Regions from separate parts of the Homo sapiens genome. Here region 2 is linked to region 1. The links are chromatin loops, found by intact Hi-C in ENCODE. Cell type or tissue: transverse colon. All regions are shown on one strand. Links, peaks and the distances in the headings refer to the core of each region. The heading gives the core; the rest is flanking DNA.

The links. Hi-C counts contacts between places; a loop is a spot of excess contacts. Peaks named below come from ENCODE experiments on the same cell type or tissue, not always from the same donor. Only the 100,000 strongest peaks of a DNase experiment are listed, where the experiment ranks them.
Region 2: a loop joins it to region 1, with 10 times the contacts of the local background. A loop is called at or near these places in 2 of 110 quality-filtered maps.

The regions. Positions count from the first base shown.
Region 1 is chr10:5,539,851-5,555,241 of GRCh38, reverse strand. LOC105376380 (a long non-coding RNA gene) reads left to right here and starts at 3,165. Exons shown (of 4, transcript XR_930611.3): 1 at 3,165-3,212; 2 at 4,100-4,241; 3 at 4,432-4,598; 4 at 4,861-5,624. RefSeq lists enhancers at 695-1,217, 1,218-1,741, 8,371-8,870. In transverse colon, for the core only: no CTCF peak of the experiment used is centred there; DNase peaks (open chromatin) are centred at 6,221, 7,151, 8,201, 9,151 and 2 weaker places; H3K4me3 peaks cover 907 bases; H3K27ac peaks cover 6,743 bases.
Region 2 is chr10:5,813,013-5,828,403 of GRCh38, reverse strand. It overlaps GDI2 (GDP dissociation inhibitor 2), which reads left to right and starts at 14,970. Exons shown (of 11, transcript NM_001494.4): 1 at 14,970-15,190. The coding sequence starts at 15,146. It overlaps LOC124902367 (a long non-coding RNA gene), which reads left to right and starts at 15,207. Exons shown (of 2, transcript XR_007062041.1): 1 at 15,207-15,391. RefSeq lists enhancers at 9,482-9,531, 10,630-10,749, 10,770-10,839, 14,200-14,299, 14,363-14,955 and 1 more and silencers at 14,500-14,679, 14,740-15,009, 15,150-15,391. In transverse colon, for the core only: no CTCF peak of the experiment used is centred there; a DNase peak (open chromatin) is centred at 14,843; H3K4me3 peaks cover 1,681 bases; H3K27ac peaks cover 2,146 bases.

The sequences.
Region 1 (15,391 bases), core at 3,452-11,451:
AGAGGCTGCAAACGCTTCCTGACTCCCCAGGACTGGTATTCTAAACTTGGAACTCGCAGTGCGCTCTTGGCGGGCTTCAGAAAGTTCACGAACACCCTGAACTTGTACCAAAACATTATGTGCATGGGCGTTTCTCTGGAACCGCGGTCCAGGGCGAGGGAAGTTTGTGATAATTGCATTTTTGAAGGAGCAAAGGACCCCTGCTGGGGTACGTCACATGGGGACCCAGGGCCCATCCTGTCTGGCCCTTTTCTCTCCACTTCAGCAGGAAAACACACACACACACACACACACACACACGAGTCTTCAAACTTGGAATAGTGATTGCACTGCTAGAATGCTTATTTGTGTGTGCAGGTGTAGCTTTAGAGATGGAGGCAGGGAGAAGGACTATGCATTCTGAGAGAGGGAGGGATTGAGAGAGAGAGAGAGAGTGTGTGTGTGTGTGTGTGTGTGTGTGTGTGTGTGTGTATGTCAGCAGGAATCTGAAAGTACAGCTTGGTGACTGTAAGGGCTGGAGGTGTCGGTGTTTTCTTGCCTGTTCCTTCTCTCTGAACAGAGCTCTCTGTTTGGAAGACCTGTCTTAGCTGTTCCTTCAAAAGTTCTGTGTGTTCTCCTCTGATCTGAGCTGACTTTCGGGGCATGGCTCCAATGGTTTGCCAGCAACTTAGGCCAACGGCAACAGCGGAAACCGAGACAGCTCTGCAAAAATATTTGTTTAATTAGCAGAAACGATCTGTGATCAGAATCCATGTTTAACGACCTGGCTTACAGCCAAGCTCAACACATTTTCCTTCAGGACTGTTTTTGGTGTTGAACTGAGCAAATTCAGCTCTGACCTTCATCCTGGCTGGGGGAGGGGAGACGCCCCACCCTGCTCAGACCCTGGGCTTTTTATTGAAAGGCAGTGCCAGGCACACTCTGATGGGTCTTGGGGGAGACCAAGGGTGCCCTGCTCAATGTCAGCCCTGACTCTGTGCCACGTGCACTCAGCTCTGCCACGGAGGTGCATGGCTCTGTAGACGTGGACGGTGAGCTGGGGAGGAAGGTGGTCTTGGAGAGAAATGCCCCATGGGGAGCTGAGACCTGTGTGTCATGGGATCATCCTGGATTTGGCTTAAAATCCACGTGGCTGTGGAAATCCCAGGGTGCACCGAGGATCTGTGGGGGAGCAGGGGTAAGTCCAGGTGAACCTCGAGCTGTTCTCAGCCCTGAGGTTTGGGTCACTCCGAGAGCACTTGGGTCTCTGCCGAACGGCACAGATCATTCTCAGGCCCTTACAACCATCCGGGTCACTCTAGAATTCCTTTTAGGACTCCTGGGCTGGGCTGTGGCTATTCAGGACTCTGGGTAAGAGCCCTTGGAGTCACCTGGGAGGTAGAATCGCCATTTTCTAGCAGCCATCTTGAATGGCAGATTCCCTGCAGTTCAAGCTGGGGCTGCCCAAGGGGTTCTGGGGGGTCCTGGGTGCCTTCCAGTTGCCCCTCCAGGTGCACCCCCTCCTCCCCCAGGACACTGACCGGCGGGGGCCATCGTGGGGGACCTTGTGCTCTCTGGCTCTGGCTGGCTCAGCCAGTGGGAGCCTGTGGGGCTGGGAGGGAGGAGGGTGTGATGAGGCATCTCCTTCCCGCTGGGCTCCTCCCCACCTCTTTCCTCCTTTTCCAAGTCCCCTGACCATCCCTCCCCTATCTCTCCAGGTCTCTTAAATTACCACGGTGCCAGCTACATGGCCCGGGTGGGTGGTTCCCCACACTGCCTACCCCTTCATACCTCGCCCCATTACACCCTCCTGGAATCATTCTCACTGGAGGCTGCACCGTTTCCTGCTGCCCACGATGAACAAAGCAGGAAACTGTCTTTTCCAGACTTCCCCACGAAGTGAGGTTTTGACGACCTCATTCTCCAAGAGCAAACCCAGCCCCTGGAGTCCGTTCTTTCCCTGCGCGCGTGGACACCCCTGCAGCAGTGGCTCCTTTTGGTGGCCGCTCTTCAGACACGTGCTAGAGAGCAATCATTGATGACAACGTTTTCTTTCAAAAGGCCCAGAAAACAAAATTAAATCTTGGGACTCGAAGCTTCCTGGGCCTGTGCCACGAAGGCCCATGCTTAGCCGGTCTGGTGCCAGGCTCTGTGACGTGTGGAAACCAGGCCCACCGACCACACAGCAGTGGCTGAGGATGGCTCCCTCCTCGGCTACTCTCTGAAATGGTAGAGGCCACTCTCATGGCTGAGTGGTCTCCGCCGTTCTGCAGAGGTGTGGATAAGAACAGGAGTTCCTGCTTGTCTCCTAGGGGTCCGTATTGAACGTTGGCAATCAGTGGAAATCCTGTCTCAGGCCCTCTCGGGGCCCCACACTGATCATTGTATTTAAATCCTCCCAGTGTCCTGCAGACACCTACCTCCCAGACCAAAGAGGGACCTTGCTGGTGGCCAGGAAACAAGCTGAAGCACAGAGAGGAGAGAAAGAGACAGAGTTGGGTCCTCGGGTCACCTTAAAAGGCTGTGAGACTTTTTGCCAGGGCAGGGCCTGGCGGGTGGTGGAGATGCAGGATGAAGGACTTAAGGAGGGATCTTTTACTTTCAGTGTGAAAGTGACCTGTGTTTTTATGAGGGGGCTAGAGAAATACTCAGAATCTGAGAGCAGGCAGTTGGAGTGGGATCTCAGCAAACTTCCGTGTCTGCATGGTCCTGCAACCATCGCCCTGGACAGAGGTCTCAGCTGGGTAGAGATGGACGGTTGTCAGGGCACAGCCTGTCCTTAGGGGGTGCTAGGAATGGGGATTGGGGTGAAGAGGAGTTCAGGAAAGAGGGGTGAGGCATGGGGAACCTGCTGGCTTAGAGGATGCAAAGGGGCAGGTTTTATGGACGCTTTATGCAGGTCCCTTTCATAAAGATACTTGCCCAGCCTGAGCAGAAACCCACACCCTAGAGTTTGTTTCTTCCCTGTGGGCACCCCCCGCCCCCGCAGCAGCGGCTTCTTTCAGTGGCAGAGGCTGACTCTTTTTGCAGCTTCTCCAGCACTTGCAAATGCAACTTCCTTGCACCCACTTCAGACACTTTACAGCTGGAACCCCTTCCTTCAAGGTTAGGGGCCCAGGCCCACAGCCCCTACCTCCAAGTTTCCACGTTTGAAGAATCCCAACCTTTTCCCTTTGCCTCCTCAGCCTCAGGGGTGACACCTCAGAGCTCCTGTTTACCTCTTTAGCCACCAGGTTAGTAATTTTACACCCATGCAAGTGTGTACAGGAATCTTCCGGATCCAAGTGGCTGGTGTGGGCGTTGTCTTCTGTCTGAACCCTGGCCCTTGTCTGTGCAGATTCCTCCCCTCCTGTCCGGGAGAGAAGAGACAGTTTCGATGTCATGTGGAGACAGGAGGCTGTGGTCAACGAGGGGAGGCTGTGGTCAACGAGGGGAGGCTGTGGTGGGGGGTGGCGTTCTGAGTCACTTGGCTGGCTTGGGAATGTGAGCTGGGCCAGGTGCACCTTAGAGAGCCTGGGTGGTGCTGGGGACCTTCAGGCTCTGGAGTCCTGGGTGACCCTGACAGGTGCATGTACCCACATCTCCTTGGCCCCTGTCTCTGTTGCTAATGTCCCTGCACAGACCCCCCCCAGCCGTCATTTACAGATTCCCAGCAGTGAAGCACACGGGCTTAGGTTAAAATCACTGAGCCCCTTGCACAGCGGCCTTCTGGTCCCCTCTGCTGTAAGGCAGGACCACCTGTCAGCCCCTGTCTTCTGGGGACCCCACTAGGCCTAAGAGATGAGGCTGTGGGGTTCTGTCTTCTGGAGGCCCCACTAGGCCTAAGAGATGAGGCCGGCGGCGGAGGTCTGGCCTGGAAGAGAAATGTGGTGAGTCACCCCAGGCCTGACAGATTCACTCAGACCTGGTCCTTCTGCTCCTAGGCTGAGCCATCTCTCAGGGACCCTCCTGCCCTCCTTCACCTCTCACCTGGCCTGCCCCAACCAGTTCTCCAGGCAAGCCCAAACCAGTTCCACCTGGTTTGTGACTGTGTTTGGAAAGAGGGTCTTTGCCGAGGTAATTAAGTTAAAATGAGGTCATGTGAGTGGGCCCTGAGCCAGTCTGATGGGTGTCCTTACAGGAAGACATTAGGACTCCCAGAGGGTGACTCCAGGGGCAGGTGGCTTGGAGGACTGGCCGTGCAAGGAGGCAGCAAAGGGGCGGCCATCTGCAAGCTGAGGGCAGAGGCCTTGGAGGAAGCAGCCCTGCCAGTGCTGGTAACTGTGAGTGCATCTGTCTCTGTTGGTCAAGCCGGCAGCCTGGGGCATTTTGCTGAGGCCGCCCCAGCCGCCTAGCATAGTCGCCAATAAGTCCCCGAGGTTCTGGTGTGCTCTCTGGACTAGTTTCCTGGGGTGGCTGCAACAAATTGCCACAAACACAGTGGTTTAAACCACGCAAATGTCGCTCCCGCAGCCTGCAGGTCGGAAGTCCAAACCAAGGTGCTGGAAGGGCTGGTTCCTTCCGGACCCTTCAGGGGAGAATCTTTCTGCCTCTTTGGCTTCTTGAGGCCCCTTCCTGGCATTGCTTCTTTCTCCACTGACTCCTACCATCAGCGCTGAGTCCTGCCTGCCTCTTATAAGGTACTTCTTTCTCCACTGACTCTTACCATCAGCGCTGAGTCCTGCCTGCCTCTTATAAGGCGCTTCTGGGATGACTCCTGGTGCACCCAATAATCCAGGGTCATCTCTCCAGATCCAGGTTCATAACCCAATCACCCCCACAAAGGGAGGTCACGTGTTCCCAAGCTCCAGGGATCAGGAGGAGGGCATCTTTGGGGGTGATACTATGCAGCTGACCACAGCCTCTCTCCACCTGGGCTCCCACACCCACCCTATTCTGCAGATCTTCAGAGGCCACCTGGGATGTCAGAAGCTTCCAGGAACCAGGAGGTAGCTGCATCTCCTGTCCCTTCCCTGAGTCACCTTGCTGGACTCCACAGTGTGGTGCAGACAAGAAGCTGCAGGGGACAACATGGAAGGAAGCGGGGATGGAGGAGATGGAATGGGATGGGCTCTGGGCCCGGCCAAGCAGAGCAGGATAGGGCTGAGAGTCATCTGAGCACAGGTGGTTCAAATGGCAGAGAAGCTCCACGCTGGAGCGGGGAAGAGCTTGGGCTTTCCGGCCAGAAAGCGCAGGTTTTGGCCACGGCTCTTCTGCCACTCACTAGATGTGGGAGTTTGGAGGCGTTACCCGAGCTCTGAGCCTTACTTTCCTCATCTGAAAAATGGGAATAATGGTAGGGTTAAATTAAACCAAATTTGGTCTGAGGATGCCTCTGCACTTTGAGTCCAACTGCGACCTTAGCAGCAAATGAACTGCAGGCCTAGCTTAGGAGTGTACTTTTGTAAGAAATAGCCGAGTCTTAGCCAATCACAGCAGCTGAGCTTCTATAAATCGCAGGTGGCTGCTGAGTAGTCCATGTTCAAACACGGCAAACCAAGCTGTGACCAATGAGCTGTCTCTGCAGCTCACTTCCATTTTCTGTCTATAAACACTCCCTGCCCACACTGTGGAGTGGAGCTCAGCCCTTGGAACCTCTTCTGGTCTGAGGGCTGCCCACTTCATGAATCCTTTGCTTAATTAAACTCAATTCATTTCAAATGAAACTCAATTGATTGCTAGATTAATTTAAATTTAATTCGTCTAAAGTTTTCTTTTAACAGTTCCTACCTTGTTGAGTTGTCGTGGGAATCAAGTGGAAATTTCTTTTTCACATGGAAAGGGCTTAGCATAGCCTGGCACGTGCTGAGTGTTCAGTGCACACTGGTTATGATGATCACAGTTAGTGTCTCCATCTTTGGTCTGTTCAGCGCTACAGTGTTTGGGGGCCAGCTAGGCAGTGCTGCAGCTGCAGCTCTGTGTGTGTGTGTGTGTGTGTGTGTGTGTGTGTGTGTGTGTGTGTGGAGGGGGCTGTGAGATTGGCGGGCTCAGGAGAAGATGACTACTAGCTGTTGCCAAAGTTTCTTTTCTGCAAGGGAAAGCCACAAGTCACTGGCTCCAATGTGGACTTTTAAAAGGCCTTCCTTCCTTTCTCTCTTACTTCTGGGGAGCCCATGGATAGGAAATGGCACTAAACTGACTTCATCTCTGTACCCTGATGCCTCCATCGCCCTCAGAGTTTACGCCCTCGATGAATCACTTAGAGTGAACTGGGAGCTGTGTATGAGGTGACGTCACCCTGAGATAGAGCTCTGTGGTCACTGGGAGGTGGCTGTGTGCGTTATCTCCCTGTGGCATGCCAGGAGGCGTGTGTGTGTGCACGAGTGTGTGTGTGCATGCATGTGCATGTGTGTCTTTGTGTGTGTGCAAGTGTGTGTATGTGTGTGGATAAGGGAGAGGGAGGGAGGGAGCTGGGCTGTCTCCCCTTCCCCACAAGTGGACCCTGCAGCTCAGAGCCGGAGGTGTGAGCTGAGTTTGGCGTTTGTATGTTGCTTGAGTTGGAATTTGAACTCACAGGGGACAGGAAAGGATGCCTGTCCCCAGGACTGACTAACGACATCAGGCCTGGCTATTGAACTTCCTGCTCTGCAGATCCTGGGTTCTGGGAGGATGAGGAAAGGATGAGCGAAGGCTGGGGGATCTCTGGGGTGGGGGTGGACTCAGTGAGTGGAAAGAGTAAAGGTGTTGGGGGTGGACTCCCTGTCTGTGTGACCGCTGGCAAAGTCCTTGACCTCGGCCAGTCTGCGTTTCCTGATCCAGGCAGTGGGGACATGGTCCTTTCCCTCAGAGGGGTGGTGAGGATTCAATGAACTCCTTTAGGTAGAGCTTGCTCAGGAGCATCAGCTGTAACACCTGTCCTGGAAGGTTGCTAGGTGCCCTCACCCTTTGTTCTGTGCCCACCTCTCTCCACCCCCTCTTCAGCCCGGATCCAGACGAGGCCTGGGGAAAGTCTCCCAGAAAGCGCCCTGACCAGGGCGGTGCCAGCTGGGTTCCTGTTTGCCTAAACCCAAGCAGCAAGCTCTTCAAAGGAACCTAACAAACCGGACAGAGAGCTTTGTTTTTTTCCTCACAGCAAAGGAGACAGAAAAGTTTGCTGAGTAAGTCAGACACCATTAAACTCACAAAAAGGCTCTTTGTTCCGGCCTGAGAGGGGGTGAAAAAAATAAGCGAAGTGGTCGAAGGGCGTGTGTTTGCTTCCGTGTTCTTGGAGTGTTTGGGCAGGGCTCACCCAGCTCACTCTTCCTGCTCTCCCCCATCTCTGAGTCCTCTGCCCCTGGTGATCCCACCTGTTATATCAAAAAATTGCACCACGGCCCAGCCAGAAGGAACGGCTAAGGGCTGTTAGTCCAGCCAGAGTTTCACTTTTAAAATGATGCTACCTAGTACTTAAGTTAGACGCTCCCGCAGGGCTTTCCTGTGCTTTTTCTTGTTGGAAGTGATGTGACCGAGGCTCTTGCCAAAGGTCAGTTAGTTGCTGTCTGAGCTGGGCTTGGGACCAAGCCCCTCGTACCCAGCCTGTTGTCATTTACTGTCATCCCTAGTGCTAGCTGTGGAAAAGTCTGCTTGATTCTAACCCTTTTGTCTCTAGTACAGTGAGATCTATGCTAAGATTTGTTTGTCCTCATTAAATTATAAATTCTTCCAGGCAGGTCACTATGTGGCTGGTGCCCCCCTGCAGTTGTGCAGTGTGCAACCTGTCAGACTGAACATGGCAGCCCTGCTTCTGGGGTTAATACAATATTATTGATTCATTCTTCCAGCAGATGGAACAATGCCTGTGGGGGGCAATTATGCCTTTGCTTCTAAGACTCGTGCTTGTAATGCCCAAAATCCAGTGTCACTGAGCCCAGCTGTGCTGAGAGAAACCAGCAAGTGGGCCAAAAAGAAAAGGTCTCCTCCTCCCAGACACACTGGCTGCTGGAGAAAGCCTGTGTGTTCTTAGGTGGCTGGGCTAGGTGGGGGCAGGCTCATGGGCAGGGGAACCAGTCTCTTAGGTGGGCATTTCTGGGGGGCTCTCATGGGGTGGAACTAACCAGCCAGGCCCAGTTCTCTCCTTTGGCAGCCAGAGAGGGGAGAATGTCAGATGTTTGTGCCTTGACTCAGCAGGTGACGTTGTGAACATTTATGAGCTTTTCTTCCTTTGGGCTCATTTCTTTATCTGTTAAAAGCAGGCAGGGCAGTGCCCAGCCCGCACCTGCCCAGAAGGACAGACAAAACATAAAAGGGCGGGGTGATTGTGAAATATCACTGGGCATTGTTCATGTCAGAGCTCCTGGTGCAGTGCGATGCCCAGGACTTTGTGTGGGCAGGGCTGGTGCTGAAGTGCAGGAGAAGACTCAGCTCTGGCTGAGCAGGCGCTGACCCACACTGCTGCTCTGTAACTCACACCGTTAACAATGGAAAGCGTTGCCTTGTTGTCTGTTTTGTGCATCCATGTTTTCATTCCGATTTTTAGTCCACATCTCTGGAGGGCAGAAAATCTGTCTTATGCTTCTTTTTCCTTCAACTGCATCCTTGGGAGGGTGGTAGATAGAAGACAGACATTCTTTACACAGGTGAGGCCCGCAGGAAGAACCAGGGCCAGTCCTCATGGTCATCACACACCTGGAGAGGGAGGCTTCTGTGACTTTGTGTGTGGTGACAACGCTGTGCTGCTTGGTCTTCCGAATGGTTGGACAGCCTTTGGCATGTGCTCTAGGACGCCCAGAGCTGCAGGTTGGCCTTGACTCCTCTAGCCTTGCCAAGTCCCTCAGGTAGATCAGCCCACTGGTACCTTCAGCCGGCCGGCACCCTCCTGCCCAGGTGGGGCCATGCCTCTGTTGGCTGCACTGTCTTTCAGGAGGGTGTCCTTGGCTCTGGCATTCTGGGCTCCTAGAACAGAACTGCAATGGTTTTCCTCAGCCTGCGTTCCTGACTTCTGTCCAGCTTGTGGTCTGCCTTGTGGCTCCCTTCCCTGGGGACCGTCCCCTCTGTCCCCCACCAGGAGGGTCATGCCTGCCACACACTGCTCCTAACAACCCGCCCTGTGATGGCTCTGGCTGGTGACCCGCAGCTGCTGGCCAGGCTGGGCTGAACCCGGATGGCTGCGGATCAGCAGAGCACGCGCCCCACCGCGTTGGGCCTGCTCTCGGATATGCTGCTGGTGGACTGACTCATAACTAGCGCTTCCTCTCAACAAAAACAAACACCCAGGGAGAGACTCAAGGGCCCTCCTTGGCTAAACAATTCTTGAGATTGAGTTGGAAGGGAAAACCCATTACACAAAGGGCTTTGCAGGGGAAGAGGGGAGAAGGCGAGAAGCCAGAACAAACACAAGAAGGCCCAAGCCACCCAGGGACTGGGAGAGGGACTCCGGCTCAGGTGGGCGCGGCCATATCCACCTTTTTGGGACTGAGACACTGAGCACATTTGCTCACTGCTTTCCCTCCGACAGCTGTTAAAGCTGGTGCTTTGAACCCAGCCCTGGGCAGGGTCCTTGCTGGCTCCGGGAACCTCCATTCTTGCTGGGCTGACCCTTTGCACAGCGGGCTAGGGCAGCCCTGGGTGTGGGGCTCCAGCTCACAGACAGTGTGATCATGAAATGAGGAAAGTGTGGGCTTTGGAGTCTGTGAGACCTGGCTGCAAAGGCTGCTCTGCTGGCCCTAGCTTTATGGGCTCAGGCAAGTGACTTAACCTCGCAGAGTCTCAGTTTCTTTATCTGAGAAATGGGTGGTGATGCCTACTTGGGAGATTGCTGTGAGGATTAAAGATGACCTATGTACAGTGCTGGAACATAGGAGGCAGTTACTACCTAGCAGCTAATCTTACTTAATTAAATATCTTCCCCTCTCAAATAAACCTTCTGGGTCTAGCAAAGAAAGTTGAGTAAGATACAGGCCTTCTCCACTGGACACACACAGCTCCTTGGGGACCATCTGGTGGGATCTCATTCCCAGGCCCCAGGCCAGATGCTCATCAGCACCCAGTGAGGCCACAGCCAGCCCTGATTCCAGGTCACTGGCCCACCTCTGGTCATAGTGGCCTCTTCTGTCTTCTCATCATCCCACAGTTAGGCAGGACCTCCCATGAACCAATGGAAAAATGCCCAGTAGTACAGATGCCAGCATGCTGACCAGGGAACAGGCACAGGTCACCTTGGGCTCGGTGTGGAGCCATCAGCTGGCCAGGGGGACCTCACTGTCCTCCTGGTTGCAGAGGAAGGCACTGGGCTTGTGGGAAGAGTCTTAGAGAAAAACTTTGCAATGGGGCATGGCCACAGGACTGAGGGCCAAGCAAAGACTACTGATGAGAATTTCTGTGGGGGGAGAGTTTCATTTCAATGGAAGGAAGAACTTTTATCAGTAAGAACAAAAACTTCACTGTTGAAGAATAGATTCAAGGGCACCTTCACCTTCTTTGTCCCTCCTTGACTTGGCCACTGGTGGTAGTGTGTGTGCACATGTACGTGGGTGTGTGTGTGTTGTTCAGCTTAATAAATAACACATCAAAATCATGCAGTGCAGTCAAATTCATATGAGAAAAAAATTTGTTTGTTCTCAAGTTCTGTGAAAGTAGATATACCTGAACCAGCCAACCACTGACCTCCAACTACCAAGTTCTGCCAAAAGTTGTGACACTCAGAGGACAAACCAGTTAAGCAGTGTTTGTCAAAAAATATTCCCTGGACAAGACTTATTCCTGTCTGGGTGTGTCCACGTTACAAAAGCATGTCTACACCACATTGCTACATCGATCTTCAGAACGTCTGAGTGAAGTAGGCAGGAGGGTATTGTCTTCCTTTTGCAGAGGAGGAAATAACTTGCTCAAGGTTACATGGCCAGCAAGTAGCAGGCTTGGGAGAACCAGGTCTTCTGGCTGCTTCACAAAGCCTGATCTAGAAAAGGAGGGGGCTGCCTCGTGAGTCCCGTGGACCCAAACTGAGATCAGATGACAGAGGATCAGATCATGGAGACCTTCTGGAGTTCATAATTGTACCATGAAAGCATTGTCCTGCACGACAGTGAGAGCAGAAGTTGGCACAATTTTTAGATGTGTAATTTGGCAATATGAATCAGAAACCATAAAGGTGACTATGGGCTTTGACCAATTATTTTCATTTCTAGGACAGTGTCTTCAAGAAATAATCAGAAATGGGCACCAGGTTAAAAAGTTACACATAGGGTTACCGTATGACCCAGCAATTCCACTCTTGGTGTAAGCCCAAGAAAATGAAAACATGTGTCCACACAGAAAAATTGTATGTGTTTATAGCAGTACTATTTATACTAACTGAAAAGTGAAAAGACCCCAATATTCACCACTATTGAAAAAATAAAATATGATCTATCCATATAGTAGAATATTATTCTGCTGTAAAAAGGTATGAAGTAGTGATATTTGCTGCAACATGGATGACCCTTGAAAACACTGCGCTAAGTGAAAGAAGCCAGGCACAAAAGACCACATCCTATGACTTTGTTTATATAAATCCAGAATAGGCAAATTTGTAAAGCTAAAAGTAGAGTAGGGTTGCTTAAGTTTGGAGTAGGAAAGTTGGGAAGATGCAGATTCATTGCTAATGGGTATGATGTTTATTTTAGCAGAACAAAAATATTCTAAAATTAGATTGTGGTGAGGGTTGTACAACACTGAATTATTTTTAAAATGTTAAACTGTACACTTTAAATGAGTGAATTACATGGTATGTGACTTATATCTCAACAATTTTTTTTCTAAAAAAAAAGGGCACCAGGAAGTTCTTCTCATCAGTTTTCATAATAATAAAAAAATTTGAAACAATCCAAGCTCATAAGGAAAAGAAATAATCAAATAATTATAGTACACCCATAGTTGATGTATAAAGAAATCAAAAAATATAATACATAAAAATATTTTAGACAATGAGAAAATGCTCATGAAATATTAAAAATTATAAAATACAAATGTATGTTTAGTGTGATTTCCATTTTATTTTAATTTTTAAAAATTAAATGTTTTATCTTTTAAGAAAGAATTTTAAGAAAGAATGCAGAGATCCTGTGTATCTTTCACCAATTTCCCCAGATGGGAGCAGTTTGCAAAACTGTAGTACAAGACAGCAACCAGGACATTGACCTTAATATGGTCAAGCAACAAAACATTTTCACCACTGCAAGGATCACTTGTGTTGCCCTTTTATAGCCATGCCCCCTTTCTTCCTGTGCCATTCTCACCTTAATCCCAGGAAACAGCTAACCTATTCTTCATCTCTATGATTTTGTTATTTCAAGATTGTTATAAATGGAATCATATAGTGTGAAACCTTTTGGGACTGGCTTTTTTCACTCTACATAATTCACTAAGACCCATCTAGGTTGTTGCACTTATCCTTAGTTCGTATTTGTTTAAAAACCTGTACACAGCGTGTGTAGTAGTTTTATTTGTAATAGCCCAAACCTGGAAGCAATCCAGAATTCTCCAGGGAAACCATCTGGGCCTGGAGATTTCCTTTTTTAGGAGGTTAAAAATTACCAATTAAATTTCTTTAATAGTTACAGGGCTATTCAAATCATCTACTTTATATTTGATGAGTTGTTATAGTTTACATTTTTCAAGGAATTGGTCTATTTCATCTAAGTTGTCAAAATTTACGTGGATAAAGTTTTTGTGGCATTCCATGAGTATCCTTTTGATATCTGTAGGGTCTATGGTAATATCCTTGTTTTATTTCTGATATTTGTAATTTATGTCTTTCCTCTTTTTTCCTTTGTCAGTCTTACTAGAAGTTTACCAATTTTATTGATCTTATAAAAAAACTAGTTCTTGATTGATTTTCTCTATTTTTTTCTGTTTTCAATTTCATGGAGTTTGGTTTTTATTTCTTTATTTCTGCTTTCTTTGGATTTACTTTTTTTTTAGGTTCTTGAGGTGGAAGCTTAGATTATTTATTTGAATTTTTCCTTTTTCTAATATATTCATTTAGTGCTATGAATTTTCCCCTCAGCACTGCTTTAGCTGAGTGCCACAAATTTTGATATGTTGAATTTTCATTTTCATTCAGTTCAATGTATTAAAAAATTATCTGGAGACTTCCTCTTTGACCTCTGGGTTATTTAGAAGTGTGCTATTTAGTTTTCAAGTGTTATGAGATTTTCCTATCATTTCTCTGTTATTGATTTCTAGTTTGATTCCATGTGATTGGAGAACACACGCTATAAGATGTGAATTCTTTTGAATATGTTGAGGTTTGTTTTGTGGCCCTGAATATAGTCTATCTTAGTGTATATATTTTGAAGTATGGGAAAATGTTCATGATATATTATATAAAAATATAAATTATAAAATGTGTGTATAGTGTGATTCCAATTTTATGTTAACTGCCCTTTATTTTCCTCCTTATCCTCTTCTGAATTATCTAAAGTTAAGAATTCTACCTTTTATGATCAGAAAGTTTTTTTTTTTAAATGGAAAGAGCAGTGGGTAGTGTGTCATAAGATACAAGTTTAAAAACTGGGCTCTCATTTTCTAGCAATGTGACCCAGGCACTGCATCTCATTTTATCTAATTGAGCCTCATTTCTAAAATCTATAAAATGGAAATAATAAAATGCCCACTTTATAGAGTTATTGTATTAAACAATCCAAAGCCAGCATTTATTAAATGCCCAAGCAGTGTGCACACGGTATGGTGGTGTTTCTATTACAGTGAGGAAGCTGGACTCTTTTATCTCTTGGGTCCCTTGCGACTATTTGCTTTTAAGCCTCTGTGATTCTTTCACTGAGGAGCAGACAGAAGTCTGAAACATATTGTGTCTGTGGACAGAACTCTCCATAAATTGCTGTTCTCCAGATATTTCTGGAAGCCTGGGAGTATAATTGGGATGTAACAAATTTGGACTTTTTAGCAATGTTCCAATTTCAAATGTTCTGTCCTCTTGCTCCCCTAGTATAACAGTAATGTTTTCACCATGCAATTTCATTTCTGGTTAGAAAAATGTGGATATTAGGTTAAAAGATTCACCTGAAAGGAGAAGAAAAATTCTTGGTTGTCTGCCATACCCTTTACTAGAAACCTTTCCCCTCTTCTTAGGCCTGTGATTGTTCTCCAAAGCAGGTGATTGTAATCAAGCTCCCAAGAACCAGGTTATCAGTCAGTTTTACAGCCCTAATTTCTCAATGGCAGGAAAGGAGTGGGGCCTGTAAGATGAGTCAAGGAGGGACAGGGTTTCCTTGGTATTACTTAATTTTAAAGTCCTTTTCCCTGCCCATGCATGACTCCCAATCCACCGCTGGGCTGGCCTCTAGAAGAACCGCTGTAGGAGCTCTCACCCTGCCAGGGCCACCTCCGGTCTTCTCTCTGTGTCTTCCACCCTTCCTTGGCCAGCAGACAGTCTTCTGGTTTTAGAAGTGTCTTTTCTTCCTACTTGTGTGGTATTCCCTTCCAAATCCACCCTATCCATGTGGATGGAGTCTTCTTGACCAAGAGAGCCAGGGTCCAAGCTTTTCTAAGGATATTCCAGAGGATACTAGGGTCTATTCAGCCAATGAACCCTTAGCCCTGCTTCCAGACTCGGTGTACTACCATCCCTCTCAAAGCTCCCTGTTCATCCAATGTGTAGTATCTACTGATAATTCAGCATCCCGTGCCAACCAGTCATGCCCCACTCTGTGATCTTAGGGTGGCGGATGCCTATTTATACATTGCCCTTATTTTATTTTACACCCTTTATCACCTGGGTCTGTGAGTTTCTTGGGTTCAAGGACTTTTCTCATTTGTTTTTGTTTATTTTGATCAAGGTAAATATATAGCATAAAATTTACCATTTTAGGTACACAATTTGGTGGCATTAAGTGTACCATAGTCTCAATGCCTTAGTCTCAACACTAAGTCACATGAAATCAAACTAGAACTGTCACCACCATCCATTTCCAGAATTTCATCATCCCAAACGGTAACTGTCTACCCGTCAAACAACAACCCCAGCTGGGCGCAGTGGCTCATGCCTGAGGTCCTAGCATTTTAGGAGGCCGAGGTGGGCAGATCACTTGAGTCCAGGAGTTCCAGACCCGCCTGAGCAACATGGTGAAACCCTGGCTCTACAAAAAATACAAAAATTAGCCAGGAGTGGTGGTATACGCCTGTAGTCCCAGCTACTGGTGACGGGGGAGGCCTGGGAGCTGAGGTGGGAGGATGGCTTGAGCCTGGGGAGGCGGAATCTGCAGTGAGCCGAGATTGCACCATTGCACTCCAGCCTGGGTGACAGAGTGAGATACTTTCTGAAAAACAAAAAAACAAACCAAAACAAAACAAAACACCCCAACAAACCCATTTATTTTTGCATCTTCTGTCTTCTATGTGAGGACCTTTGCCTAGCACACATCCAGGCAGACATATTGTGACATTGTCCACAGACATGAGACATACTGTGAAGGTGCCCTTGAGTTGTGCAAGACAGTGGTCAAGCTCCCATCCCACT
Region 2 (15,391 bases), core at 7,392-15,391, 270 kb before region 1:
TTCACCATGTTGGCCAGGCTGGTCTCGAACTCCTGGCCTCAGGTGATGTGCCCGCCTCAGCCTCCCAAAGTGCTGGGATTTTAGGCATGAGCCACCATGCCCAGCCTTTTTAAAACTTATTATTTTTTACTTTTTTAAATCTTCCTGTCTGCTATCGAAGGATCCAGGGACTTTCTTATTTAATTTTTTTTTAAATATTCCTGTCTGCTATTGAAGGATCCAGGGACTTTCTAACTCTACCTCCCCACTGGCAATGCCTGCCCTTGGGGGTGGGGAGTGAGGGTTGCAGGAGAGCTCCTGGACCCCAGCTGCTCTTTGTACACACCTTCAGCTAGCGCCCCGTGTCTACCCTAGCTCAAGCCTGTCCAGCAGAGACAGCTGCTCCCTCAGGCCCCCTGTTTTTTCTGGGGTCCTGCAGCTCCAACGAGTTTGCTTCTTACGCCTCTCCTCTATGCTGGCCTTCAGATGCTAACGTTCTCTGGTCTGTCATAGTTGACCGTCTACCTTCTGTCTTTCAGGATTCTATCAGCTTCTTTCAACTGCAGAATCTCCTTGTCTCTTTGAATTCATTGGTTAATTTTTAAAAAAAAAATTCCTTTAATGCCATTTTAGCAGACTTTTGGGAGAGAATCAAGATAAAGCCACGTGTTCAATCTGCAAAATGTCATCTCAAGATCAGTTTTGTATGTTGTTACTGTTTTCTTACTGCTTCCTCACCCCCACTACACATTCAATGTCTTCACAATTAAACTTGACTCATGTACTTAAACATAAGTGTATTTTGAAAATGTATGTAACTGCCGGGCGCAGTGGCTCATGCCTGTAATCCCAGCACTTTGTGAGGCTGAGGCGGGCATACCACTTGAGGTCAGGAGTTCGAGACCAGCCTGACCAACATGGATAAACCCCGTCTCTACTAAAAATACAAAATTAGCCGGGCGTGGTGGCAGGCACCTGTAATCCCAGCTACTGGGGAGGCTGAGGCAGGAGAATCGCTTGAACCCAGGAGGTAGAGGTTGCCGTGACCCAAGATTGCACCATTGCACTCCAGCCTGGGCAACGAGCAAAACTCTGTCTGAAAACAAAAACAAAAACAAAACAAAACATAAAATGTATGCATCTTAAAATTTTACAATAACATTATTGTAAATACATCTCATTCAGCTTCTTGTCTCATTCAGTAACTATTTTCCAGCTTTCTCCTACACTTCTGCTATGTCGTGCTTTAGTCCTGATTGCTACAGGATTGTACATCTTATTTCACTTATCCATCCTTTTAGGAGGGACAAGTAGCTTACCTTTAACTCTGCTACGATATGTTACAATAGAGTAAACATTTTAGCGTGTCTTCTTATGTGTCAGGAAATTTATTATTATTATTTTTTTTTTGAGATGGAGCCTGGCTCTGTCGCTCAGGCTGGAGTACAGCGGCACAATCTGGGTTCACTGCAACCTCCGCCTTCCAGGTTCAAGCCATTTTTCCACCTCAGCCTCCCAAGTAGCTGGGATTAGAGGCATTTGCCACCATGCCCAGCTAATTTTTGTATTTTTGGTAGAGACAGGGTTTTGACATGTTGGCCAGGCTGGTCTCAAACTCCTGACCTCAGGTGATCCGCAAGCCTCGGCTCCCAAAGTGCTAGGATTACAGGTGTAAGCCGCCCCACCCAGCCTATTTCTTTTTTATTTTTGAGACAAGTTCTTGCTGTGTCGCTCAGGTTGGAGTGCAGTGGTACAATCACAGCTCACTAAAGCTTTGACCTCCGGGGCTCCAGTGATCTTCCTACTTCAGCCTCCTCAATAGCTGGGACTACAGGCATGTGCCACCATGCCTGGCTAATTTTTGTATTTTTTGTAGAGATGGGGTTTTGCCATGTTGCTCAGGCTGGTCTCGAACCATCTACCTGCCTCAGCCTCCCAAAGTGCTGGGATTATAGGCATGAACCACCACACCCAGCTAGAAAATTTATATTAGATATATACCCAAGAATAGGTTGTGGGGACATAGGATTTACACATATTAAATTTAAACTACCAGATTTATTTCCAAAACGGCCATGGCAATGAACATTTCTGAACCCTTAACATGATAATTGGCGCTGGGACTCTCCCAGAGGAGAACGGAATATGCAAATTTATATGACCGTGGAACTCTTTCCTTGGAAAGCATCCTGAGGCTCTACTTCCTCACAGAATGCTGGGAGATACTGCTGTTGATTAAGCAGGAATGGAGCACTGTTTGGGAGATGGGGAAAGATTAGTTTCTATTGAACCATCTTTTTTTTTTTTTTTTTTGGAGACGGCATCTCGCTGGCTAGAGTGCAGTGGCGCCATCTCGGCTCACTGCAACCTCCGCCTCCCAGGTTCAGTTCAAGCGATTCTCCTGCCTCAACCTCCTGAGTAGCTGGGATTATAGGCATGCACCATCACACCTGGCTAATTTTTGTATTTTTAGTAGAGATGGAGTTTCACCATGTTGGCCAGGCTGGTCTCGAACTCCTGACCTCGTGATCCACCCGCCTTGGCCTCCCAAAGTGCTGGGCTTACAGGCGTGAGCCACTGCGCCTGGCCTGGAAAGATTAGTTTCTATTGAGCCATCTTTTCTTTTTTTTTTATTCATTCTTTTTTTTTTTTTTTTTTTTGAGATGGGGTCTTGCTCTGTCACCCAGCCTGGGGTGCAGTGGCACGATCTTGGCTCACTGCAACCTCTACCTCCTGGGTTCAAGCGATTCTCCTGCCTCAGCCTCCCGAGTAGCTGGGACTGCAGGCACACGCCACTACGCCCAACTAATTTTTGTAGTTTTAGTAGAGATGGGGTTTCACCATGTTGGCCAGGATGGTCTCCATCTCTTGACCTTGTGATCCACCCAGCTCGGCCTCCCAAAGTGCTGGGGTTACAGGCGTGAGCCACTGTGCCTGCTCGGAGCCATCTTGTTTTCAACCTAACAGGGTCGTGCTATATAACCCTCACTGCAGAGCGAGTCCTTATTTGCTGCCTAATGCAAAAACTTGCTTTTCTGTTATCTGGGAAAAGACAAAATGTCCTTTCTAATACTTTGTTGTTAATTTCTAACATGAGTCGAGACTCACCCTGGGATTTTTTTTCCACAGCTATGAGCAGGTGAGATTCAGTGATCAAAACTGTGACTATTCCAGTAAAACAGGCGCATTTGTTCACCAACTACTGATAAGAACAACAAGACTAGCATTCAGTTTAGACAAGCAGATAACACTATATTGTTACAAAGAAGAGGACTGATTTTAACTTTTTTTTTTTTTTTTTTAAGCCAGGGCCTTACTCTGTCACCCAGGCTGGGGTGCGGTGATCTTGGTTCACTGCAACCTCCACCTCCAAGGCTCATGCCATCCTCAAGTGATCTTTCCAACTCAGCCACCACACCCGGCTAATTTTTGTATTTTTTGTAGAGACGAGGTTTCATCATGTTGCCCAGGCTGGTCTTGAACTTCTGGGCTCGGTGATCCACCCACCTTGGCCTCCCAGAGTGCTGGGATTATAGGCATGCGCTACTGCACTTGACCTGATTTTAAGATTTTTTTTTTTGAGACTGAGTCTCGCTCTGTTGCCCAGGCTGGAGTGCAGTGGTGCAATCTCGGCTCACTGCAACTTCCGCCTCCCGGGTTCAAGTGATTCTCCTGCCTCAGCCTCCCGAGTAGCTGGGATTATAGGCATGCGCCACTATGCCCGGCTAATTTTTTGTCTCGAACTGCTGACCTCAAGTGATCCGCCCACCTTGGCCTCCCAAAGTGCTGGGATTACAGGCGTGAGGCACTGCACCTGGCCTGATTTTAATATTTTTACATAAAAAATAATAATTAGCTATCGAAGGTAAAATGGCTTTGAAAATGTATCAATCCAAAGTAGGGTATGTGGAAGATAACCTGTCCTAACCATGAAACAGAACCTCTGTGAAGACAGGGCCCAATTCTCCTAGTTCAGAAAGGCCTAGCCCAGCACCTGGCACAGAGGAGACATGATAACACAGTGTCAAACAAATACATTTAAAAATTGCATATTTTCAGTTTAAAGCCCTTATAGTGGAAGATTTTCAATTAAAAATTGTCTTCTCATCTTCTGCTTATGTAAGATTAAATTTTTTTTTTTTTTTTTTTGAGACAGAGTTTCGCTCTTTCGCCCAGGCTGGAGTGCAGGGGCGCTATCTCGGCTCACTGCAACCTCCGCCTTCTGGTTTCAAGTGATTCTCCTGCCTCAGCCTCCCGAGTAGCTGGGATTACAGGTGCCTGCCACCCTGCCCAGCTATTTTTTTTTTGTATTTTTAGTAGAGACGGGGTTTCACCATGTTGGCCAGCCTGGTACTGAACTCCTGACCTCATGATCCGCCTGCCTTGGCCTCCCAAAGTGCTGGGATTACAGGCATGAGCCAACGCGCCCAGCTGGATTAAATTTTTTTTTTTTTTTTTTTTTTTTTTGAGACAGAGTCTCGTCCTGTTGCCCAGGCTGGAGTGCAGTGGCAGGATCTGTACTCACTGCAACCTCCACCTCCTGGACTCAAGCAATTCTCAATTCTCCTGCCTCAGCGTCCCGAGTAACTGGGATTACAGGCACTCACCACAAAGCCCGGCTAATGTTTGTATTTTTGGTAGAGACGGGGTTTCACCATGTTGGCCAGGCTGATTTCGAACTCCTGACCTCAAGTGACCCACCCACCTCGGCCTTCTAAAGTGCTGGGATTGCAGGCATGAGCCACCATGTCTGGCCTGGATTAAATTTTTTTAAAGGTATGTAGATATCCTAAATACATCTCTGGGAAAATGTCCCCTAAACCACCCAAGAGTCAGGGTACATAGAATCAGGATAGAAAGCTTCATGTCTAGGATTAAGGACATGGAACTGACACCTGTATTAGGGTATCTGTCCATCCTTTCCACAGGCGTGGATTTCCGGCAGCCATATTTCTGTCACATAATACTGTTAATACCGGACTGATTAATTGAATCAAGTTGGATGCAGGCCCCAAGTTGGGCCAATCAGATTATCTCCTCTGGAAATTTGATACTGAATGATGAAAACCAAGCTAGTCTAGCTCAGTGGTTCTCCACCAAAGGCAATTTTTGCCCACAGGGGACACTGGCAATGTCTGGAGCCATGACGATTTTCACGACTTGGAGGTGAAGTAGAGTGGCTGCTACTGGCATCCAGTGGGTAGAGGCCAGAGGTGCTGCTAAACACCCTACAATGCGCAGGACAGCCCCACGACAAAGAATGACCTGGCCTAAAATGTCAATTGTGTGAGGCTGAGAGACTTGGCTCTAGGTTTGAGCTCTAGGTTTGAGCAAGGGAAGCCAACAAAGTCAACCATAGAGAGAGAAAAAAATCAAGAAGTTGCACAGAGGGGCTGAGCTTAGACACAGCGAGTTTTCTAGTGCCTGATTCCAGTTCCTTCCAGAGACCGGACTACATTTTTGCCCCTTTATTCTTCTAATAAATTGTCCTTTATACCTAAGATAGCTGGATGTGGTTTTAGTTAACTTGTAATCAAAATCACTTTATTTATCTATTTATTTGTTTGTTTGTTTATTTAGAGACGGAGTCTTGTTCTGTCGCCCAGGCTGGAGTGCAGTGGCATGATCTCAGCTCACTGCAACCTCCACCTCCTGGGTTCAAGTGATTCTCCTGCCTCAGCCTTCCGAGTGGCTAGGACTACAGGCGCCCGCCACCATGCAGGCCTAATTTTTGTATTTTTAGTAGAGACGGGGTTTCACCATGTTAGCCAGGTTGGTCTTGAATTCCTGACCTCAGGTGATCTGCCCACCTTGGCCTCCCAGAATGCTGGGATTACAGGCGTGAACCACGGCGCCTGGCCCAAAATCACTTTAATTAACACAAGAAGTATTCAAGTGAATGACTAAAGTGACCTAAGAAACACTAAGGCCTGGGCAGCTTAGAGATCACTCTAGTCTTTAAGATGATACAAAGAAATTAAATGAAATAGTCAGTGGTCATTGCTTATCCATGATAGTCGTGCTAGAATGAGTTGAAGCTTTTTGAAGAGCAAATGCATGTAAGACATGCCTGCACCATGCTTACCAGCCTTTTGGGAATCAGGACACCTGGCTGACTTGCTCTGCCACTATGCACAAGCCCCACTCAATGCCACCAACTCCGAGTCCTTCTATACAAAGCGCCTCACAGAGCTGCTACTAATTACACACTTCCAAGTGATTTCTATTGGAATTGTATTTTCTATTTCCATGTGTATATCAGGTTAGGTGCTGATTTCATTCCCCCACGTACAGAAATTCAATAAACGTTGTGTTCTATGGCAAATAATATAGTTTGGATATTTGTCCCCTCCAAATCTCATGTGGAAATTTGGTCCCCAGTGTTGGAAGTGGGGCCTGGTGGGAGGTGTTTTTGGATTGTGGGAACAGATCCATCATGCATGTCTCAGGGCCGTCCTCACGATCATGAATGAGTTCTTGTTATTAGTTCCTGCAAGAACTGGTTGTTGAAAAGAGACTGGCACCTTTGTCTTTCCCTTCCTTCCTCTCTCACTATGTGATCTCTGCACATGGCACCCCTTTGCCTTCTCCCAGGAGTGGAAGCTTCCTGAGGCTTCACCAGAAGCAAATGCTGGTGCCATGTTTCTTGTACAGCCTGTAGAACCATGAGCCAAATAAACCTCTTTTCTTTATAAATTACCCAGCTTCAGGTGTTCCTTCATAACAACATAAGTGGACTAGAACTGCAAGCCACTGGAAATGGTCTTTAAAAAAAAAAAAATTCAAGTGTAAAAAAATTTATCAGGCAGCCTCCTGAACCAGAATAGGTTCAGAGCAACTCCTGGAAATGGTCTTTGATACTCAATTTTTTCCCACAAGTTATTTTTTCCTTTATCTAAATTGAAGAAATATTGTGAATGAATTCATTTGTCTACATGTATGTTTTCTTAATCATTTCGGAGTCATTGACCCTTTTGGGACAATGGAGCCTGTCTCTGAAAATAATGCCCATCCAGTACAATTATACTCGAGTTAGGAACCCCTGCATTAAATACTTTTTCTTTTTCTTTTTCTTTTTTTTTTTTTTTTTTTTTTTGAGACAGAGTCTTGCTCTGTCACCCAGGCTGGAGTGCAGTGGCACGATCTTGGTTCACTGCAACCTCCGCCTCCTGGGTTCAAGCGATTCTCGTGCCTCAGCCTCTCAAGTAGCTGAGACTACAGGGGTACACCACTGCACCTGAGTAATTTTTTGTATTTTTAGTAGAGATGGGGTTTCACCCTATTGGCCAGGCCGGTCTCAAATTCCTGACCTCAGGTGATCTGCCTGCCTTGGCCTCTGAAAGTGCTGGGATTGCAGGTGTGAGCTACTGTTTCCGGCCCACTAAATACTTATTAACTGCCTACTCTGAGCTAGATGGTGATGGAAAAAAAAAAAAAGATGAATAATGTAGAGTTCTACCCCAGAGCAGCAAACACCCAGTTACAAGCCAGGGTGATACATGGTAAGAGAATACTATGGGAACCCGGCATAAAGGAATTTCATCCAGATTAGGGGATCCAGGAAAGATCCCTGGGGGCTGTGACATGTATACTGAGACTTCAAGCAAGTAGGAGAAAGCAAGGCCCACCCGAAGGATGGGGGCAGGGGTGGGTACATTCCAGACAGAGGGGAAAAGCATGCAGAAGGGAAAGAGCATGGCAGGTGCATGGAACACAGAAATGTTTGGTGTAGCCCAGCCAGTCATTGGTCTGTTAGTTCCCAGCTCCATTCTTGGTTTCGTCTGTATATCTGGGACTGAGAGCCTGCAAAACACATTTCCCAGATCCCTTTGCTAACTGGCTTCTGGCTAGGTGCTGCCAATGGAAGGTACTGGTGGAAGACTGGAGCCAGGAGGAGGAGAGACACTAAGTCCCCTGCTTTGGTGGCACTGCCACCAGTGGTAGTAGCCACCCCAATGAGTGGGGACCCCGGGGCCCAGCAATAGCTGTGGCAGGAGTCACTTCAGTAGCTTCAGAGACAGAAGGACTCTGGCAGTGGCAGTAATGGTGGTGGATGACTTCAGGTTCCACTGGCCTCAGCAGCACAAATCATTGGGAAACACAAGCGCAGGGCAACAGCAGTTTCCCTCTTGCTTCAGCCTAGAGTTTCAGGTAGTTCTACATCTGTGGGCAATGTTATTTTTTGCCACTCCAGCTCTTTCAACAGTTTTGAAATCAATTCCCTACATTATCTCTGTGTAAAATACTTAAAGTAGTTCATGTCTTTCTGACTGGATGCTGACTAATACAGCAACTGAATCAGAAACTATGATGAGTAGTTCCAGCTACTTGGGAGGCTGAGGTGGGAGGATCACTTAAGCCCAGGAGTTCAAGGCCAGCCTGGAAAACATAGTGAAACCCCATCTCAAAAAAAAGAAAAAGAAAAAAATGAACATGGTGAGGGGTGGAAGAGGGTTGCAGTGAGAGATTTGGTGGAATAGGTAATTCACTCAAGTTCATGTTAGGAAACGACCAGGTGTATGGACTTTATCCTAACAGCAGTGGAGACCCATGAAAGATCTTAAAGACATGGTCAACTTGGTCACTTTTGATTTTTATAAAGATCACTTGAGCTATAATACAGAGAACAGGTTTGAGCCACCTGAACTGAACACCAAATGTCCCAATAGGAAGCTGGGGCCAGGATCTAGGAGAGAACTTGCTGGTCTGCACTCGGGTTGTGGCAGTGAGGTTGAAGAGAAGGGACTGGAAGGATTTTTATGAGGTGGAATGGCCAAAATTTAATGGGGTACTGTGGCAGATTAAAGATGGCTACCACTGGACATGGTGGCTCACGCCTGTAATCTCACCACTTTGGGAGGCTGCGGCTGGCAGATCACTTGAGGTTAGGAGTTTGAGACCAGCCTGGCCAACATGGTGAAACCCCATCTCTACTAAAAATATAAACATTAGCTGGGTGTGGTGGTGTGTGCCTGTAATCCCAGCTACTCAGGAGGCTGAGGCACGAGAATTGCTTGAACTTGGGAGAAGGAGGTTGCAGTGAGCCGAGATTGTGCCACTGCACTCCAACCTGGACAACAGAGCAAGACTCCATCTCAAAAAAAAAAAAAGATGGCTACCAATTTATTAATACTCTTCCAACGGAGAGACAGGCTCTACAGTTCTTCCATCTGAATTTTGGTGTGCTCTGTGATTGCACTGACAAACAGAACAAGACAGAAGTGACTCTGGGCCAGTTTCTGGGCCCAGGCCTTAAGAGACAAGCAACTTCCACTTCTTGTTTCTTTCAACACAACCACTCTGAGAAGTGCAAGCCAAACAGAGAGGCCACGCATAGCTGCTCTGGTTGACAGCCCCAGCTGAGCTCCCAGCCGATGGCCAGCCTCAGCTGTCAGCCACGTGGTTGTGCCATCTTGGATGTCCAGTCCAGTAAAACCTTCAGATGACTGCAGCCCAGCCACTAACTGAAGCCATCTGAAAGCCCAGGCAATTACCACCTGGGTGACCCATTCGATCCGTAAGAGATAATAATATGTTTTTTTTTTAAGCTGCTATTTTTTTTTTCAACTTAAGCCACTAAATTTTGGGGGTGGTTTGTACACTAGAATAGAAAACCAGAATAGATGTGGAAGGAGAGAGAGACAGCAGAACCAAGGATGATATCTAGAATTCTGGTTTGAGCAGAAATAAAGACTGGAAGTAGGGCTGGGTGCTGTGCTCCCACCTGTAATGCCAGCACTCTGGGAGGCTGAGGTGGGCGGATCACTTGAGGCCAGGAGTTCAAGACCAGCCTGGACAACATGGTGAAATCCTGTCTCTACTAAAAATATAAAAATTAGCTGGCCATGGTAGCTGGCGCCTGTAATCCCAGCTACTCGGGAGGCTGAGGCAGAAGAATCACTTGAACCCGGGAAGCGGAGGTTGCAGTGAGCCAAGATCCTGCCATTGCACTCCATCCTGGGCGACAAGAGAAAAACTCTGTCTCAAAAATAAATAAATAAATAAATAAAATAAAGACTGGGAGCAGACAAACAGTTTTTAGGGGATGGTTCTGGGTGAATGATCATAAGCTAGGAAATATATATTTTTGGAACTATATTAAAATTCCTTTCTAGAGATCCCACTATGTTCCCTCTGCAGCATTAGCTATCCAGGTTTTACACAGGTTTATGTTTTATAGATACCTATCTCTAAGACTCTTTAAAATATTAGTTTTAATATCTCTTCCTAGAAGAAAAGTTGTATTTCTCCAAAGTATCAAGAGGAACTGGGGCCTGGCGTGGTGGCTCACACCAGTAACCACAGCACCTACGGAGGTTGTGGTGGGCAGACTGCTTGAGCCCAGGAATTCAAGACTAGTCTGGGCAACAAGGTGACACTCCATCTCTACCAAAAATACAAAAATTAGCTGAGCATGGTGGGCACATGCCTGTACTCCTAGCTACTCAGGAGGCTGCGGAGGGAGGATCACTTCAGCCCGGGAGGCTGAGGCTGCACAGAGCTATGGTTGTGCCACTGCACTCTGGCCTGGGCAACAGAGTGAGACCCTGTCTTAAAAAAGAAAAAAGGAAACTAGTACCAATATCATCATATTCAGTCCTTGTTGATCTAGGGCTCAACTTCCAAGTCCCCTATTCATTTGTCAAATATTTACTCATCCTCTACTAGTTGCTCAGCCCTTTACTGGCTGTCCAGGCTTCATATCCCTGCCCCTATGGAGTTTACATCCAATTTGAAAAGCAAAGAACAAGTGAAGAAAATAATTACCCCCTCTAATAAGAGCAGTGAGAAACAAGCAGGGTACTGATAGAGAATGATGGTTGAGGGGAAAGCTGAGACCTAAGGAAGTGGAAAAAGTTAGCTGTATGAAGAAGTGCAGGGGGAAGTGAGGGGTGGTAGCCATGGAACCAAGAGTACAAAGGCCCTCGGGTGGTTGAAAGCTTGACCAGATTCTAGGAACCGAAACACATGCATGTTTGGGGTTTAATGATCAAGGAGCCAAGGAGCACTAAAAAATAGAGTTGGAGAGACATACAGAGGCTAGATTAAGGTATTAGGTCATATTTAAGGATTTACAATGTATCCCTTTTTTTTTTTTTTTTTTTTTTGAGATGGAGTCTTGCTCTGTCTCCCGGGCTGGAGTGCAGTGGCGCCATCTTGGCTCACTGCAACCTCTGCCTCCCAGGTTCCAGCAATTCTCCTGCCTCAGCCTCCTGAGTAGCTGGAATTACAGATGTGCACCACCACACCAGGCTAATTTTTGTATTTTTAGTAGAGACGGGGTTTCACCATGTTGGTCAGGCTGGTCTCGAACTCCTGACCTCAGGTGATCTGCCTCAGCCTCCCAAAGCACTGGGATTACAGGCGTTAGCCACCATGCCTGGCTAGGATCTACAATGTATTCTAAGTACAAAAGATATACAGAAGCCTGAACATGATCTGATGCGTGTTTTTAGAAGATAATGGACAGAACAGATAGGAGAAGAGGAAAAAGAGAGGGAAAAAAGCCTGTTGAGAAACTGCCACAGTGATGCAGGAGAGAAAAAGATGGTCTGGGCTGAGGTTCGCTCTCATTTTCTTTCCTTAGATTAAATCTCTCCTTTTCAAAGGGCAGATGGATGCTTAGTAAAAACAGATCAGCAAACAATTATTCCCATGTACCCAAGTATAAATAAGACTCCATGGATTCCTGCTTTGCATAAAGGTTTGAAATATTTTATTTTATTTTTTTTTTGAGACGGAGTCTGGCTCTGTCACTCAGGCTGGAGTGTAGTGGCGCGATCTTGGCTGACTGCAACCTCAGCCTCTCGGGTTCCACTGATTCTCCTGCCTGTCTCCCGAGTAGCTGGGACTACAGGCATGTGCCACCACACCTGGCTGATTTCAAGATTTGAAATATTTTAAAGATTGATGGTGTCCTGGTTTGATCTTGGGTTTTGGCACCAAAAAATAAAATTAAAAATAAAGATTGATGTTTACCACTCATCTTCACCAACCAACCTACTTCCCCTAAACCTAAGGTTTCACTGTAGCAGGAACTACCATCTGTGGCATGAGATCAACTCAACCAATTAGTGGCTTTCAAGCCTCTTCACCTTAAGCAGTATTTGTCATCTACAAGTTCCCTTGCAACTGGAATGGGTGGGGTGGAAGATCCAAGAAAAGCACAGAATTTTCTTTTTTTGAGACAGGGTTTTGCTCTGTTGCCCAGGCTAGAGTGCAGTGGCATCATCATGGCTTGACCTTCCTGGGCTCAAGTGATCCTCCCAGCTCAGCCTCCTGAGTAGCCAGGACTGCAGGCTCATGCCACCATGCCCAGCTGATTTTTTTTTTGAGACTGAGTCTCGCTTTGTCACCCAAGCTGGAGTGCAGTGGCACGATCTTGGCTCACTGCAACCTCTGCCTCCTGGGTTCAAGCAATTCTCTGCCTCAGACTCCTGAGTAGCTGGGATTACAGACGCCTGACACCACGCCCAACTAATTTTTGTAGTTTTCGTAGAGACGGGGTTTCACCATCTTGGGACGGGTTGGTCTTGAACTCCTGACCTCGTGATTCACCCGCCTTGGCCTCCCAAAGTGCTGGGATTACAAGCGTGAGCCACTGCACCCAGCCTGCCCAGTTTTTTTTTTTTTTTTTTTGAGACGGAGTCTCACTCTGTTGCCCAGGCGGGAGTGGAGTGGCGCGATCTCGGCTCACTTCAGCCTCCGTCTCCCGGGTTCAAGCGATTGCTCTGCCTCAGCTTCCCGGGTAGCTGGGACTACAGGCACGTGCCACCATGCCCGGCTAATTTTTGTATTTTTAGTAGAGATGGGGTTTCACCATATTGGCCAGGCTGGTCTCAAACTCCAAACTCCTGACCTTGTGATCCGCCTACCTCAGCCTCCCAAAGTGCTGGGATTACAGGCATCAATCACCGTGCCCGGCCTCCAGCTAATTTTTTTTATAGGGACAGTGTCTCTGTTACCTAGGCTCTACAGCACAGGCTGGTCCCAAGTGATTCTCCCATCTCCCACTCCTGGCCCCAAGTGATCCTCCCATCTCAGCCTCCCAAAGTGTTAGGATTACAGGTGTGAAGCACTGTGCCTGGCTCAGGTACAACATTTTAGATGCACTCAGTCCGTTAAGGCTTAGTCCAGGTTTGATTGTTATTGTCCTTCTGTTGGGCCATAGGGCCTGTACTGTGAACTAAAATGAACTTCAGTGTTAAGTAAGGAAGGGATCCTTATTAGCCTTAAATTCAATTCCCTTATCTCAGTGTCTTCAAGTTTCTCACAACTCTTGAGTATCGATAAAATAGTCTTCACCTAAAACATGGTTAACATAATTCAGTTGACATGCTTAAATTTCTCTTCAAGAGCCAGAGGCTGATGGCAATTGTGAAAAAAGCTCTTTATTGTTATTGCTAATAAAAAAAAAAGGGCCAATAGTCAGGTGTGGTGGCCTGTACCTCTTGTCCCTGCTACTGGGGAGACTGAGGTGGGAGGATGGCTTGAGCCCAGGAGATCAAGGCTGCAGTGAGGCATGATTACACCGCTGCACTCCAGCCTGGACGACAGGGTGAGATTGTCTCAGAAAAATAAAGAAAAAGGGTTATTTCATATTGGTTCAAAAATATAGGTAGTATGACCCCCTGATGACTTGAAGACAGAGCAACAGAAGGACCTTCTTTAGTCATCATTAGCTTAGCCAAAAGAAAAGTCAGTTACACTCACTGTTGCATAATCAGTTGTATGGTCAACTGTGCACTAATTCATTTGGTCACAAATATATACAATCAAATTAAGGTTGAATGTAAATTTAAACTTTACTTTTGCTTTCTTCTCCCCTCCCCCCCAGAAAGATCCATGGTCCAATATAACATATCTTCTTCAAGTATTTATGGGGTAAGAAACATTTTAAAAAGTTGTTACATTCTTTCCTCTATCTTAATGATTTAAATATGAGCAAGTTCGGTCTATCAAGGCAGGCTCTGAATAGCTACTATCGAGAAGTATTTGAGGAGTTCTTGAATGCCAAATCTTCATTGTCTGCTGACTCTGCAGATTTATCACGTGCTGAAAGCACAGGTTTTCCAACTGTCAACGTCTTTACGAAATTCACCTGCTTAGGCTTTCGTGGGGTCGGCCTCTTGGAGCTGAGAACACAGCTTCTGCTTACACCTGTGTCCTCAATGAAGCCAGAGATTCCTAAGAGAATTCTAGAAAAAGAGGAGCGGGGTAGAAGGCAAGCAAGGAACAGTTTCTAAGCTTAGGGCCTAAACCTTTGCATACAAGGATCAGCTACCACGTTTACAGCGGCTTTAAGTTACAGCCCTCGGTAGGTGCAGATCGGCTTCCCAATGAAACCTGGCTTTCACTTTCATCTCTGTTAAGGGTTACCTTTTCAAAAGAAGCCGCTTTTCCTCCTACCAATTTCCTAAAGCGCCCACCGGCAACGCACTAAACAAGGAGGGCACAGAGCGGGAAAAAGGACACGTGTGATTTCCGAACTCTTCCCGGCGGGCTCCGGGCCCCGGCAAGCCCAGCCCCGCGGGAGGAACCAAGGCCGCCACCCCCGAGAGGCAGCCCGGCCCGCGCTCCTCGCCCACGTGGCCGCCGCACGCGCCCGCTCAAAGTCCAAGGGCGGCGATCCGGCTCTGGGACCTTGGACCGAGCGAGCTCCCGCCCCGACGGCGGGAGTCAGAACGGTGGTGGCCAGCAGTCCCCGCCCGCGGCTCCGTGCACCTCCACCCCGGCCCGCGCGCCGCCTCCCGAACCACCGTGGCAGAGGCCGCAAGGGGAACCGGAAGCCAAAATGGCGACGCCCCGCCCTTTTCCTCTCGCGAGAGGCGGGGAAGGAAAAAAAGTTGTGCGAGCGACGGGGACGTAACCAATTAGAGTGCCGGGAGCGCCTGATTGGCGGCCCTCCCGGCGCCTGCAGGCCCCGCCCCGGCTGCGGAGGCTCAGTCACAGCCCTCCCCTCCTCGCTCCCTCCCCTCCTCTCCCCGCCCAGTTCTTCTCTTCCCGTCTGAGGTGGCGGTCGGTCTCGCCTTGTCGCCAGCTCCATTTTCCTCTCTTTCTCTTCCCCTTTCCTTCGCGCCCAAGAGCGCCTCCCAGCCTCGTAGGGTGGTCACGGAGCCCCTGCGCCTTTTCCTTGCTCGGGTCCTGCGTCCGCGCCTGCCCCGCCATGAATGAGGAGTACGACGTGATCGTGCTGGGCACCGGCCTGACGGTGGGCGCCAGGGCTGAGGGGCCGGGGCTGAGCAGCCGGGGCGGGCGCACCCCCGGCTCCTGCACGGCCCGCGGGTCGCAGCTCCTCGGGGGTCTCGTTCTGCCGTCAGCCGTAGTTTTCGGGACGGGAGTCGTGGCTAGGGGCGCGGGCGGGTTCAGGGGCGCCCCGCGTCCCGGGGCGAGCGGGCGGCTCCCAGTGTGA